3 separate regions of the Homo sapiens genome follow, and regions 1 and 3 are each linked to region 2. A link is a contact called in ENCODE Hi-C or POLR2A ChIA-PET data. All regions are on one chromosome and are shown on one strand. The core of a region is the stretch at or near the end of the contact, and the rest is flanking DNA. Distances in the headings are between cores, read along the strand shown. Region 1 holds the start of ANXA4 (annexin A4). Region 2 holds the start of NAGK (N-acetylglucosamine kinase). Region 3 holds the start of NFU1 (NFU1 iron-sulfur cluster scaffold).

Evidence for each region. A loop is a pair of places that touch in the nucleus more often than their neighbours do. ChIA-PET counts read pairs that join two places held with the same protein, here RNA polymerase II (POLR2A). Pooled maps may share reads with other maps.
Region 1: a pooled map shows a loop between it and region 2 (3-fold over the local background). The contact joins the promoter of ANXA4 here to the promoter of NAGK in region 2. A Hi-C loop is called at or near these places in 1 of 37 single-sample maps with no recorded cell type and 1 of 50 pooled maps. POLR2A ChIA-PET finds 5 or more read pairs at or near these places in 1 of 52 experiments (CD8-positive, alpha-beta memory T cell).
Region 3: a loop to region 2 is called in a pooled map, with 8 times the contacts of the local background. The contact joins the promoter of NFU1 here to the promoter of NAGK in region 2. A Hi-C loop is called at or near these places in 9 of 50 pooled maps. POLR2A ChIA-PET finds 5 or more read pairs at or near these places in 3 of 52 experiments (CD4-positive, alpha-beta T cell, CD8-positive, alpha-beta T cell and naive thymus-derived CD8-positive, alpha-beta T cell).

What each region holds. Positions count from the first base shown.
Region 1 is chr2:69,739,183-69,743,761 of GRCh38, reverse strand. ANXA4 (annexin A4) reads right to left here and starts at 1,628. Exons shown (of 13, transcript NM_001153.5): 1 at 1,587-1,628. RefSeq lists silencers at 1,360-1,599, 1,810-1,989.
Region 2 is chr2:71,066,184-71,070,817 of GRCh38, reverse strand. It overlaps NAGK (N-acetylglucosamine kinase), which reads right to left and starts at 2,170. Exons shown (of 10, transcript NM_017567.6): 1 at 2,106-2,170; 2 at 232-316; 3 at 1-77. The coding sequence starts at 2,134. RefSeq lists a silencer at 1,885-1,944.
Region 3 is chr2:69,435,838-69,440,261 of GRCh38, reverse strand. It overlaps NFU1 (NFU1 iron-sulfur cluster scaffold), which reads left to right and starts at 2,827. Exons shown (of 8, transcript NM_001002755.4): 1 at 2,827-2,901. The coding sequence starts at 2,840. RefSeq lists an enhancer at 2,822-2,971.

The sequences.
Region 1 (4,579 bases), core at 379-2,878, 1.3 Mb after region 2:
AGTTGTGTGTCTGTGCCTGTCTATGTGTGGGTGGGGGCAGGGGTGTACTTGTGTCTCTATCTTCAATCAACAGAAATCTGACATGAGCTGAATGAGGATGGCCTTGGCCTGATAGGGCTCTGGAGAGTCAGCAGCTCTTGGGTCATGGGGTTATCCGTTTTCTTATCCCTGTCCACTTCCTCTCCTACTTGCTCTTCCACCTGTGTCTGAGAATTCCCTGGCAACTAAAAACCTAGGGTTTGGCCGCTGGGCACGGTGGCTCATGCCTGTAATCCCAGCACTTTGGGAGGCTAAGGCAGGTGGATCACCTGAGGTCAGGAGTTCAAGACCAGCCTGACCAACATGTTAAAACCCCATCTCTACTAAAAATACAAAAATTAGCCAGGCGTGTTGGCACACGCCTGTAGTCCCAGCTACTCGGGAGGCTGAGGCAGGAGAATCTCTTGAACCCAGAAGGCGGAGGTTGCAGTGAGCAGAGATCATATCACTGCGCTCCAGCCTGGGCAACAGAGCAAGACTCCATCTCAAAAAAAAAAATCTAGGGTTTGGTTATCAATAGAGTTACCAGTTACCTCCTGAATAGCTGAGACTATAGGCACGTGGTGGCATGCACCTGTAGTCTCAGCTACTCAGGAGGTTGAGGTGGGTGAAACACCTGAGCCTGGGAGGCAGAGTGAACTGTATCCAGCCACTGCACTCCAGCCTGGGCTACAGGAGTGAGACCTCGTCTCAAAACAAAACAAAACAAAAAATTAAAGGGCAAACAGTAGGGAGTGGAAGGGGGTGGTGGGGTGTCATGGACTGGTGGGCAGGAGAATGGATAACTTGGAGAGGGACACCTTATCTATCCTTCCCACTGTCAGCAGGAGAGAGCAGATGCCCAGTTCCATGTAAAGCACGAGTTATGCAGGACCCACTCTGCTCTGTCAGCTCAGAAGACTTGCATTGCCCCGGGGGTCACTTCTGCCGGTAAATGGTTGAGAAGCCTTCCTCCTTGGCACCAAAGTCTCCAGCTGGTCAAAGTCATGACAAAATGCTGAGACTGCGCCACCAGCCAACTCAAGTCATGGACCCTATAATAATCAGACTCCGATGTGCCGGGCACTGTGCCGAGGGCATTAGACACACGAGAAGGTAAGAAAGTGGTAAGGATCTAGGAGAAAGGAGTAAGTTTCTTAAATGGAGTAAAGAATTAAAAAGTAAACTGTAAGAGGTGTTAGGAGGAGTTAGCTACAGGCAAGATTATCTCGGTCCTTTCTTTTTGATGCAAAGCCTAGCACATGGACTGAATAAATAACTGCCGTGGTCTCTGACCCGCGTCCTGAGCCGTGTAAGCGGCCCTGGATGTCCTGGATGGTGCCAGCGGTTAAGCACCGCGCTCGCCTCCCTCTCGCCCACCCGGAGCGAGTCCAGGGCCCGCTGGCCCCCTCCACCCTGTGGCCGCCCGGGCTTGCCCGCAAGCCGGCGGCGAGCACCCACTCTGGGGTGCAGCGCGGAGCCGGGCATCCCCGCGAGACGCTCCCGGGCCACGCTCCCCGTTCCCTGAGCCCAGGACCCCCGGCCCGGAGCCCCTTTACCCCTCGTACCGAGGCCGGGCTGCGCTCCTCCTCTGCGGCTGCGGAGGTCACACCCTACTCAGGGCCAGACAGCGGGTCTTATCCGGGACGGATCCGCCCCACTGTGGGGTGGAGACTGAGCCCAAGTTCCTGGTTGTTCCTCTGCCCACGAGACCGGAAAATCCCTCTCTAGGGGAAGCGCACCTGGGGCCCCGGGCCGGGACGGCCGCGCCAGGAGCTCTCGGAGAGGCAGGCCTCGACCCCCGGCGGGTCCGCCCTCCACACGTGCCTGCTCCCCAGGCCCGCCCGGTCCCCCGGCCTCGCCCCCTGCCCGGATTGGACAGTGTCCCCAGTATCGCCAGCCCCGCTCCTGGCCGCGCAGGGTGGGAGCAGTTGGATTCTTGGGGTCCCGTTTCCCGGGCGCTCCACACCCTCGGAGGGCCGAGCCCGGGCCACCTCGCCAGTTCCTCCCTGCGCCTGCCGCGCCCAGCTCCGCGCCAAGCCGGAGTCCCGCGGCAAATCCGCGCTTCCCCCCACCTCGGGAAACCGTTCGTCTCCCAACGGCAGGTCGTGCCGAGCCCGTGGCCGGAAAAGTAGAAAGTGAAATCTGAAGGATACATTTCATTCCCCTCTTTCACATGAAAACACACATTCCCAAAAGTTTCCAGCACTTCCCTCTTCCCTGTGCGCCCAGCAGGCCAGGAAAGCTTTGGAGTAGGAGTTAGGAGCAGCCCCGGATCTTTGTACTCCTGTGAGTGACTAAAGTTTAGACACTGTCCGTAGCTCCCAGGTTCGGCTTGGCGCGGCGCTCATCCCTTGTAATAGTTCTGTGTTTTCATATCTGCTTCCCCTGCTGGACGCAGCCTCTTGAAGACACCAACTAGGGCTAGGTCGTCTTTGCACCCATGCCCAGCACCGATTTCGCCACGTAGTGAATGCTTGCAGAATGAATCCGTTGAGTCTATAGGCAAATTCAGTTTTTTTAAAAAACAGAGAATAGCCCGTTTGGGGAGTGTTTTCCATCCGACACATCAAAATCTAAGTGGTTAATGGCACCCTTAAAGCTGGAGAGGTAACATTAAATTATTTCATTAAGATGTAATTTTAAAAGGTGGTTTAATATGGTTTAGAGCACGGGTTTTAGGATCAGACTGATTTGGATACTAAAACTGGTTCTGCCTCTTTTATCTGCATATGATAACTTAAAAAATTAAGGCTGGGCACAGTGGCTCATGCCTGTAATCCCAGCACTTTGGGAGGCCAGGGCAAGTGGATCACTTTAGCCCAGGAGTTCGAGATAAGCCTGGCCAATGTGGTGAAATCCCATCTCAAAAAAAAAAAAAAAAAAAACATATATATAGCCGGGTGTGGTGGCATGCGCCTGTAGTCCCAGCTATTCAGTCGGATGAGGTGGGATAAACACCCAAGCCCGGGAGGCAGAGGCTCAGTAAGCTGAGATTGCGCCACTGCACGCCAGCCTGGGCGACAGAGTGAGACATTGTCTAAAAAAAAAAAAAAAAAAAAAGAGGAAGAAAGAAAAGAAAAAGAAAGAAAAAAAGAAAAGAAAACAAAAAATAAATAAATAATTAGCCGGGTGCATAGCCACGCCTGTAGTCCCAGCTACTAGCCAGGCTGAAGCAGGAGGATCACTCTAAACCCAGGAGTTCAATGTTGCTGTGAGCTATGACTGCACCACTGCACTCCAGCCTGGGCGACAGGGTGAGACCTTGTCTCAAAACAAAAACAAAAACAAAAACAAAACAAAACAAAAAATTAAAGGTCAAACAGTAGGAAAAAAAATGAAATACAGATAATTCATTTCTTAAGCAAGATTAGAGAGACACTGCATCCCTTACAAGCAACAATTAGGCCAGGTGAGGTGGCTCAGACTGTAATCCCAACACTTTGGGAGGCCCAGGTGGTTGCTTGAGGCTAGGAGTTTGGGAGATTATCCTGGGCTACATGGCGAAAACCTGTCCCTAAAAAAGAAAAAGAAAAAGAAAGAAAAAATTAAGCTACATGAAAAAAATAAAGTTTAGGAATGAAGTAGATGCGTTGGCACCCCGCGTAAATAACCTTTACTAGGTGGGTGCATCCAGCCCCAGGTCACTGCCCCTTCATTGCCCCCATCTGCTGACATCTGCGCTCAGACCAGACTGAGGAAGCCATGGCCAGAGGCTAACTTTTTTAGCTTATAAAAGGCCAGGAATAAATCTGTGGTACCCTTCATATGCCAGAGTTCCCATGGGATCAGACTGAGGATAAACTTCATCAGAAACCATATCTTTGCTCAGTTTCTCCCTCTGGCCTATCCTATTTCCCTCACTTACTCGGAGGCTTCCCTCGAGAATACCCTCACTACAGCACTTGCACAAGAATCCTAGGGTCAGGCTCTGTTTCCAGGAAACCTGATCTAAGAGTATTTAAAAAATTAATATAATTGTTGAAATTCCACTCCAAGGAGCCTTTAAATTAAAGATAGGGCTGGGTGCTGTGGCTCACGCCTGTAACACCAGCACGTTGGAAGGCCGCGGTGGGAGGATGGCTTGAGGTCAGGAGTTCGAGATCAGCCTGGGCAACATAATGAGACTCTCTCTCCCACCCACCGTGTCTCTTTAAAAAAAAAAAAAAAATTAGCCAAGCCTAGTGACGCACGCCTCTAGTCCCAGCTACTGGGGAGGCTGAGGCAGGAAAATCACTTGAGCCCAGGGGTTTGAAGCTGCAGTGAGCTATGCCTCTGCACTCCAGCCTGGGTGACAGAGTGAGACTCTGTCCCCACCCCACCCCCCTAAAAAAACCACTTTTTTAAATAAAAAAAAATTAAAAATCTCACAAGGACAAGGGAACAAGAGAGGAAAAATAATAAGAGTTTGGAACCTGGAAAGCACGTGGACAGGTGATAACTGACTTAACAGACCTCAGAAAGCCGACTTCCAAACCAGGAGTAGGGAAAACCGAGAAGCAACATGACAGTAGGATTTCTCGGGATAGGAGAGTTTGCTGCACTGGATGTGTCTGAAAGT
Region 2 (4,634 bases), core at 921-3,420:
GGATCCACCCCTGCTTTCCGTTTGGCCCTGTTCACCATCTCATTGATCCTCTCCACACACTTGTCTGTCCCGATCAGCTGGCCCCAATCAAGGGAAGAAGGAGTTACAAAGGCTTACAGAAGCTATGTTGCCCCCACAGGCTGCTCTGTGAGTCCCAGCCACCACCTCAACAGGAATTACAGAGAATAAAATCAGAACCAAGCCCTCTGATCCCCTCAGTGTGGTTTTTACCCAGTGGTTTGTGCTCAGTCCATCTGCTTCTGCCAGGATCTTCCCATCCTCTGAGACTAAAAGGACCTCGGATCGTGTGCCTCCCCTACAGAACACAAGAGGGCACTTGATCTTGCTCGGAAAAACCCACAGAGAGAGCTAAGCTTGTGCTGTCCACACTGGCAGAGCCCAGTATGATGGAGGAGACAGCTTCGACAAACTCAATCACCACTCCCAAACCCGCCTCTGTGGTTCAGTGTTTGAGTGCTCTTTAACTGAAACATAATTCTCACTCCTCTTCCCTTGGGGATGTCCTCCTTATCCTGCAAGACTCTACTTACGCTTCACCTAGTCCTCGAAACCTTTTCTGAGGTGTGGCCCACCCCAACGAATTAGTTAAGTCTCCGTTAGTTAAACCTTCATAGTGCCTCCAAAGTTATTAAAGTCTCCTCTGTATGAAGTGTGTGTTCAGACGCTTTGTGTCCGCCTCTCACTAGACTTCAAGCTCCACTGGGTCAAGCTCCTGATCACTTACTTACCCTCTCAGAACGAGCACAGGAGCTGGCACAGGCAATGCTCAGCAAACACTCCTAAGAAAAATGGCACATCTCTCTGCTTCCCTCACAATAGCTAAAGACTGCATTTCAAGATCCAGCTGCCAAGGTCTTCAAGACACCTTTGCTAGAAATGCTGACCAGATGGCAGGGTGACTTCATACATACTTAAGCAACTAAACCTTCAAATGTTGATTACTGGGGGTCACAGTAGTTCACAGGGAGATCTGTGGTGATGGGATATATGTTTCTTTATTGATCATTACTTTTAGGAATGGCAGAAGAAGACACTGAAGACCGCTCATCAAACTCAAAGAGGACATGAAATTTCAAGGGGGTAGTTAATACATGAGGTGGCAGATTCCACATCCAAAAGCATGTCTTGACGAACTGGAAGAAACGGGTCATATCTTACAGATGACTATAACAAGGATGAATGCAGACTCCTATACTGTTTTTTTTAAGTGCTACAAATACAGGATGGGAAAGATCATTCCTAACAATTCATGTGAAAAGACTTTGGGGTCTGTGAATCAGCAGTGGGGTGTGGCTGCCAGAGAAGTGAAAACAATCACAGATTCGAAAGTACAGTGCCCTGGCTGAGAGGCCAGCGACCCCCATTATTCCCTGATTTGACAAACTCAGATTCACAGAATGTTGCCACTGGCAGGGACATAGCGATCTTATTTATCCCTATCCTCACTTTGCACATACGGTAACTGTAGCCCAGGGAGGGTAAATATCTTGTCCATGGTCATACCCAGGGGCAGAGCTATTACAAAAAGTTCAGTAAACAAGCTTCTGAGCAGAAAAATGCAATCTAGTGAAAGCAGCATGGAAGGCCAACAGGGATGGAGCGGTTTTCAGACATCAGGACAACCTAGTACTCTGGCTCGCAGCTGCTCCAGCTCCCGGATAACCTCAGCCAAGATCTTTGTCCCGCTTCTCCCCACTCCCACTCCCCACCCTGCCCGCGCTCAGCAATTTCACACCTGACACCTGTTCTGCAAAACTCTGTCCGAGGTCAGGAATAGGAAAAAGGAGCTGCTTCTCCAGCTGAAGACAGCGGAGTGGGTGTTTCGTGGAAGAAAGGGGCGTGGTTCCGCCAAGAAACACAAAGGATCCCCAACCCGGGGTGTGGCTGTTGCACAGGCAGAGTCCCCGTAAGGCATACAGCTGTGCGCTCCAGGGCGCCCCTGCGCGTGCACACACCTCTTCACCGCAAGGTCCCGCCGCCCAAAGTGCCCGGACGCCGAGGATCAAGGCCACCAGCTTGCCAGGCTGGCCACGGCCTTCCGCCCCGCCTTCGGGCCCAGGCTCCCTCCGCCGGGCCGCACTCACCCCTCTACACCCCCATAGATCGCGGCCATGCTGCTGCTACCGTCGCTGCTGGTCCCGCCGTTTGCGTCTCTCCCCGCCTGACACCTCCTTCCCTCCAGCTGTCTGGGCACCGCCCCACTTCCCGTGACCTCCCGCGCAGCCAGCTGACTCCCTGTGCGCGTGCGCATGCGCGGGGCGGGGCGCCGGTAGGAGCCGGGGATGGCTGCGTCCCTCAGGCTGTCTTCCTTCTGGTGTCTCCTCCAGGTGGAGCGACTGCGGTCCGCAGCGGCCCCTCCCGTCCTCCTGGATCCTGCTTCCAGAGATGGACACTAATCCCAAGAGGAGGAATCAAAGAGGGGTATCTAGGTCGGTCGGACCCTTAGGACACATCACTGACCTGCCTGCCTGTAAACGCCCGGAAGTTGCTGGCAGTCCCGCGTTAGGTTGCGCGTGCGCACTGCTCTTGGCCGCGTAGGTTGTGACGCATGCTCGGCCAGACCCCCGCGAAGCTGTGGGCTCAGGGACCTGCGCCCATGGACCTGTAACAGAAATTACTGTAATGTTCTACTGAACATCTGCCACGCGATGGCGAGTCACACGGGCACACACGAACACTCGCTCAGATTGTTGCCCTGCGCTCGTGTGAATGTACGGATCCGGGAGGAATTGGGACCTAAACAGACAAGCCCTCGAGGCGGTCCCGGCAGCCCTGAGGAGGGAGCCTTCACCTCTTCCTACCCACCCAGTTTACTTCTTGTGGAGGATATTTGCAGGGACATAGCCCACTGGGAGAACTAGCAGATACGGCTTTACAAGTTTTTTATTGCCTTTCAGCCCCCATTCCGCTCCCCTTCCTTGCGCTGCGTCGGGAAAGGGAATGGGATCCCTAGGGGTGCAAATACAGGCCAAGTCAGGGAGAGCTGTGGCTCCTGAGGGCCTCCTCTGGCTCCTCCGGGAAGTTTTGGGCCCTCAAGGAGCAGCTTCGCGGGCCAGGAGGGCGGTTAGCTGCCCTTGGCATCTTTTTGGGGAAATCAGTTGGCCTGTCGCGGGTCGAACTCTGTCCCCCTTGACTGCCTGCCATCTTCTGGAGAAACCCCTAATAGGCTGCTGTGTCTGGTTATGCTTTAGTGAGAAAATTAGGCTTTTTAAGCTTTCTCATTTCCTACCCTACCACGTTGTAATTCACAAAAGTAAAAAGTAAATCACTACATGATAGACTCTGTATCATGTATTCATTTATAGAATATATATCATATATTCTATATCAGATGGAGAATATAATAGAGGGTAGGATTTTTTTATGCCTGCCTATGGCATTTTTTTAATTCACAGCACTTTAGAGCTGGAAGATTATCCAACATACACATTTTTAGAATTACAGTTAGTAGATTGTGGTGCAATTAAACTGGGCAGGATTTTTGGAGACTAGATTGTAGGTGGATTTTGAAATAATTGTTTCTGTCCTGTACTACTGCAATGAGCCATGGGACGTATGTGTATAAATATTAAGTTTGTCTTTGTATTGCTTGTTTAGGCAAGCAAGCAAAAGGGAAAGTGCCCAGGTTTAAGACAAGAATTGAGTTCACCATTTACTAGCTGGATGAGCTTGGGTGACTTACAGGTAATTGCTGCAGCCTCTCCTCTACAAAATGGAAATGATAAACATCTACCTGCTGGGGCTGACGCAAGATTTAAATGCCAAAAGAGTTTTGGAAACCATAAAGTACTTCACAGATCTTAACTAACTTGTATTTACATTACCAATTAGTGTGTGCTGTCCTGCACAGTATCCATATGTGAATACTGAGCACTTGAAATGTGGTTAGTCCAAAATGAGATGTCCCGTCAATGTAGAATACACACAGGATTTCAAAGACTTACTACAAAAAAAGAGTGTAAGATACCTCATTAGTCACTATTATATGAATCACATGTTGAAATAACATTCTGGATGTAGTAGATCAAGATTATAGATTACTAAATTTTGCCAATCTATTATATTTTTTAGTGTCACTACTAGAATATTTAAAATTTTGACCTACATATTTCTGTTGTACAACCCTGTTGTCTCTATCTGGACCATAATATTTCAAAGTCACTGAATGCCTATTTATGAAATAAATAATGGCCATATAATTGATTTAAAGAAGAAAGTAGCCGGGCGTGGTGGCTCATTCCTGTAATCCCAGCACTTTGGGAGGCCGAGGGGGTGGATCACCCAAGATCAGGAGTTCAAGACCAGCCTGGCCAACAGGGCGAGACCCTGTCTCTACTAAAAATACAAAAGTTAGTTGGGCGTGGTGACAGGCGCCTGTAATCCCAGCTACTTGGGAGGCTGAGGCAGGAGAATCACTTGAACCCAGGAGGTGGAGGTTGTGGTGAGCCAAGATTGTGCCATTGCACTCCAGCTTGGGTGACAAGAGTGAAACTCCGTCTCAAAAAAAAAAAAAAAAAAAGAATAAATAAAATACGTTTATGTTGTACATTATAATTCTTTTTGTTTGTTTGTTTGTTTGTTTGTTTTGAGACAGAGTCTTGCTCTGTCGCCCA
Region 3 (4,424 bases), core at 1,578-4,077, 1.6 Mb after region 2:
TAGTCTAGTGTATACATAGCAAGTGACTTCAAGAAGTTGTTACTTAGCTCAAGGGCGAATGAGATATTACTGCTGCTACATTTTAAATGCCTCTCTGGGCCTGATACTTTTTCTAGTGCAGGCTTGTGGTGCAGGACTGGCAGGCAGCTCTGCTCATGGCCCTGGCATGGGATCCACTAGGCGAAGCCAGCTGGGCTCCTGAGTCAGGTGGGGACTTGGAGAACTTTTATGTCTAGCCAGAGGATTGTATATGTATCAATCAGCACTCTGTGTCTAGCTTGGGGTTTATGGATGCACCAATCAGCACTCTGTATCTAGCTAATCTGGTGGGAACTTGGAGAACTTTTATGTCTGGCTAAAGGATTGTAAATACACCAATCAGCACCCTGTGTCTAGCTCAAGGTTTGTAAATGCACCAATCAGTGCTCTGTGTCTAGCTAACCTAGTGGGGACTTGGAGAACTTTTACTCTAGCTAGAGGATTGTAAATACACCAATCAGCACTCTATGTCTAGCTCAGGGATTGTAAACGCACCAATCAGCACCCTGTCAAAACGGACCAATCAGCTCTCTGTAAAACAAACCAATCAGTACTCTGTAAAATGGACCAATCAGCTCTCTGTAAAATGGGCCAATCAGCAGGATGTGGGTGGGGTCAGATAAGGGAATAAAAGCAGGGTGCCTGAGGCAGCAGTGGCAACCTGCTTGGGTCCCCTTCCATGTTATGAAAGCTTTGTTCTTTTGCTCTTTGTAGTAAATCTTGATGTGGCTCACTCTTTGGGCCCGTGCTGTCTTTATGAACTGTAACACCCATCGCAAAGGTCTGCAGCTTCACTCCTGAAGTCAGTGAGACCACGAACCCACCAGAAGAAACAAACTCCGGACACATCTGACCATCTGAAGGAACAGACTCTGGACACACCATCTTTAAGAACTGTAACACTCACCACAAGGGTCCATGGCTTCATTCTTGAAGTTAGCGAGACCAAGAACCCACCAATTCCGGACACAGTAGCACAGAGGCTGTGGGTGGTTTGACTAGAGCAGGCCCTAAGAATGGTGGGACATAGAAGCCTCGTTTCAGGGGTTTGAGGAGTGGGAAGTGAAAAACTAGAGACTAAGAGTGCAGACCATTTTTTTAAGCCACTTGGTTCTGAAGGGAAGAAAAGAGTGTGGAAGAGGATTTGGGGCAAGGCAGGATTTTTCTTATGATAAGGAATCCATCAGAGAGGGAAAAATTGAAGTCTGAGAAGAACGATTGTTCCAAGGTGGAAGAGCCACATTTTATTTTTGATTGAGGGTCAAAAACAGAGCCTTGGACTGCCTTGCGGTCTAGAATGGGTGTGTGTGGGGGGGTGGGTGGGGGGTTGGATGGGGGAAGATCACTGGGTGGGGGGTTGGATGGGGGAAGATCACTAGTAGTTAAAAGCAAGTACGCAGCATTGGGAATGAACCAAACTCGTAGGAGGCACAGCCCACTCAGTGTGCGGGCCCGGGCGAGCTGCAGGCCTGAAACCCACCCACCCTCTTAGATGTGTCTGTGGGCCATAGAAATTACTAGGGTTGTCTTGGGTGTGGCCTCAACCTGTTCAACAACAGGTGTGCTGTTTCCATTCTGGAAACCAGTCCTCTGTCTTCCAGAACAGTGATTCTCAAATTTTAGCTGGCATCAGAATCCTGGGAAGGGTTTGTTAAAACACTACTAGGCAGGGTGAGGTAACCTAAGAGCTTTTGGAGGCCCAGGTGAGAGGGATCACTTGAGGCCAGCAGAGTTCAAGAGCAGCCCAGGCAACACAGGGAGACCTCTTCTCTACAAAAATACTACTACTACTACTGCTAATAAAAGCCAGGCACCGTGGCTCACACCTGTAATCCCAGTGCTTTGGGAGGCTGAGGCTGGAGGATGAATCACTTGAGCCCAGGAGTTGGTTTTGGTGAGCTATGATCGCACTCCTGCTCTCCAGCCTGGGCAACAGAGATAGACCCTGTCTCTGGAAAAAGAAAAAAAAAAAAAGCAAGTAACAAAGATTTCTAGTCCCCACCTACAGAGATTGTGCCTCAGTAAGTATAAAGTGGGGCCCAGGATTTCTAACATGTTCTAACGTGCATTTCTAACGTGTTCTCCTGCTTTTTTTTGGCCCCTAGTCCGCACTTTGAGAACCGTTGTCCTAGAGAAAACGGAATACTCCAGGAAGGTTCTGGAAGAATAGGTAATGGGCTTTGGCACTCTGCCCTGGAAACTAGTCAAGTCTCATGTTAATCGGAGAAGGGCAGCACTGTACCAGATACATCCTCTGTGCGGGTTGGTCCAAGATGACCAAGTGGCAGCTGACAAGCACAGCTATGAGGAAGGGTTAGACACAGTTCCACATCAGACCCATGGGAAAAGGGCAGGAGAAATGCGAGAACCTTTTAGAAGGAATGCTCCAGGGAGTCTTTGGGGGCAGTCACTGAGCTGGGCCTGGAGGCTGAGTAGGGTCCTAGAGGAGGGAATGGGTCAGGTTTAGGGGCTGGAAACAGCATTCGCAAGGCAGCACCAGCACCAGCTAAAAACCTAGCCAACAGGGAAAACAAAGTACGGAAACACGCATGCGTTCACAGTGCTGCGTGAATTAACCAAGCGTTGGCGCAAACGGGAAAGGTTCCCCGGCCTCTCTTGGTCAGGGTGACGCAGTAGCCTGCAAACCTCGGCGCGTAGGCCACCGCACTTATCCGCAGCAGGACCGCCCGCAGCCGGTAGGGTGGGCTCTTCCCAGTGCCCGCCCAGCTACCGGCCAGCCTGCGGCTGCGCAGATCTTTCGTGGTTCTGTCAGGGAGACCCTTAGGCACTCCGGACTAAGATGGCGGCGACGGCCAGGCGGGGCTGGGGAGCTGCGGCTGTTGCCGCCGGGCTGCGCAGGCGGTAGGTGACGAGCCTGGAGCTCCGAATAGGTGTGCCGCTGGGCTTAGCCAGCGGAGCGGTCGCCGCCTTGCAGACCCTCTCTCGAGGCGGGTGGGTAGTGCATCTGATGGAGCCGGCGGGTCCGCCCTGTCGCCGTAGTTGGGGGTGAGCCCTGAGGCTGTCTGTGCGGGAGCTCGGCGCTTCTGTGGCCTAATCCGGGCGGACTCTCTGGAGCTTCCTCTCAGGCTCAGAGACCCAGTTCTTGAGTCTCTGCGGTACGGAAGCTTGTAGAGACTGGCTGTAGAGCCAGAACGGAGGAGCTGTTTTAAAATCGTGTGCCTCTCCCGCCCCCAGGCCCTCTACCGGGTGCATTCCCTCCTCTTCTAAACGCAGAATCAGAATGTCACACAGAAGGGAAGAAAATACCTTGTCTCGTTTCCTCATTTTCCCAGTAAGGCCCTGAAAGAGGAGGTGACATGTCCAAGGTTACACAGTTTCTAAGTGATGGAATTCCGACGAGAACCAGGACCCCTAGATTCCCTGCACCCACCACCATTAAGCCCACTCTGTTCCCTTGTTTTTTCCGCCTCCCTGAGCCCTACCTTTGAGTTTCACCTTTCAAAGACTTCTGTGAACATTGCTAAGAGGACATTTATGTAGGTGTACCTTAATTTTACGTCTGGAGAAAATGGCCTACGGAGAGTTTGCCCTCTAGAGTATTAGACATTGTAGTGTTAATGGTGCTCTTGAAGTTTAAATGTATATCCTAAAAAGATTTAAGTTGGTAGAATTTTTTGTTAGTTACCTCCTGTGTTTGAGTAGATGTCTTCCTTGAATAATGTAATCCACTCTTACTTTAAAAAAACAAGACTTTAAACCTGTATGTTGGAATGTGCTTCCTCTTTATTCATTCTGCTGCCTTTTCCCTGGGCTGAAGGGACGAGAATATTATTCTTCTAGTGCATTTCCAAATTCCAGAGTATTCACAGATTTAGATACTGAGCTATAGAAAAAGGCATTTTTACCCCAAACCTTGAACTGCACTCAATTAGTAATTATTGGGCACCAATTAAATAATGGTAGCAGCTGCCATTTATTGAGCACTTACTGCATGGCCTGGCACTGGTTTAAGCACTTTACATGGATTCTCTGGATTATTTATGAGGTAGCTGTGAAACTAATCTCATTGTAGAGATGAAGAACTGAGGCCATTGTGCTAGCAGCTAGAAATGAAGATAGTTTCTCCCCTTAATGAGTATGCAGTCTAGCAAGAAAAATATATTAACAAATAATGACAGTCATGAGTGCTGTAATAGATTCATGTAATTTAAAGTGGTGTGCCGGGCGTGGTGGCTCACGCCTGTAATCCCAGCACTTTGAGAGGTCAAGCTGGGCGGATTGGCTGAGGTCAGGAGTTCGAGACCAGTCTGGCCAACATGGTGAAACTAAAAAAAAAAAAAAAAAAGCTGGGCGTGGTGGTGTGTGCCTGTAATCCCAGCGAGTTGGGAGGCTGAGGCAGGGGAATTGCTTGAACCAGGGAGGTG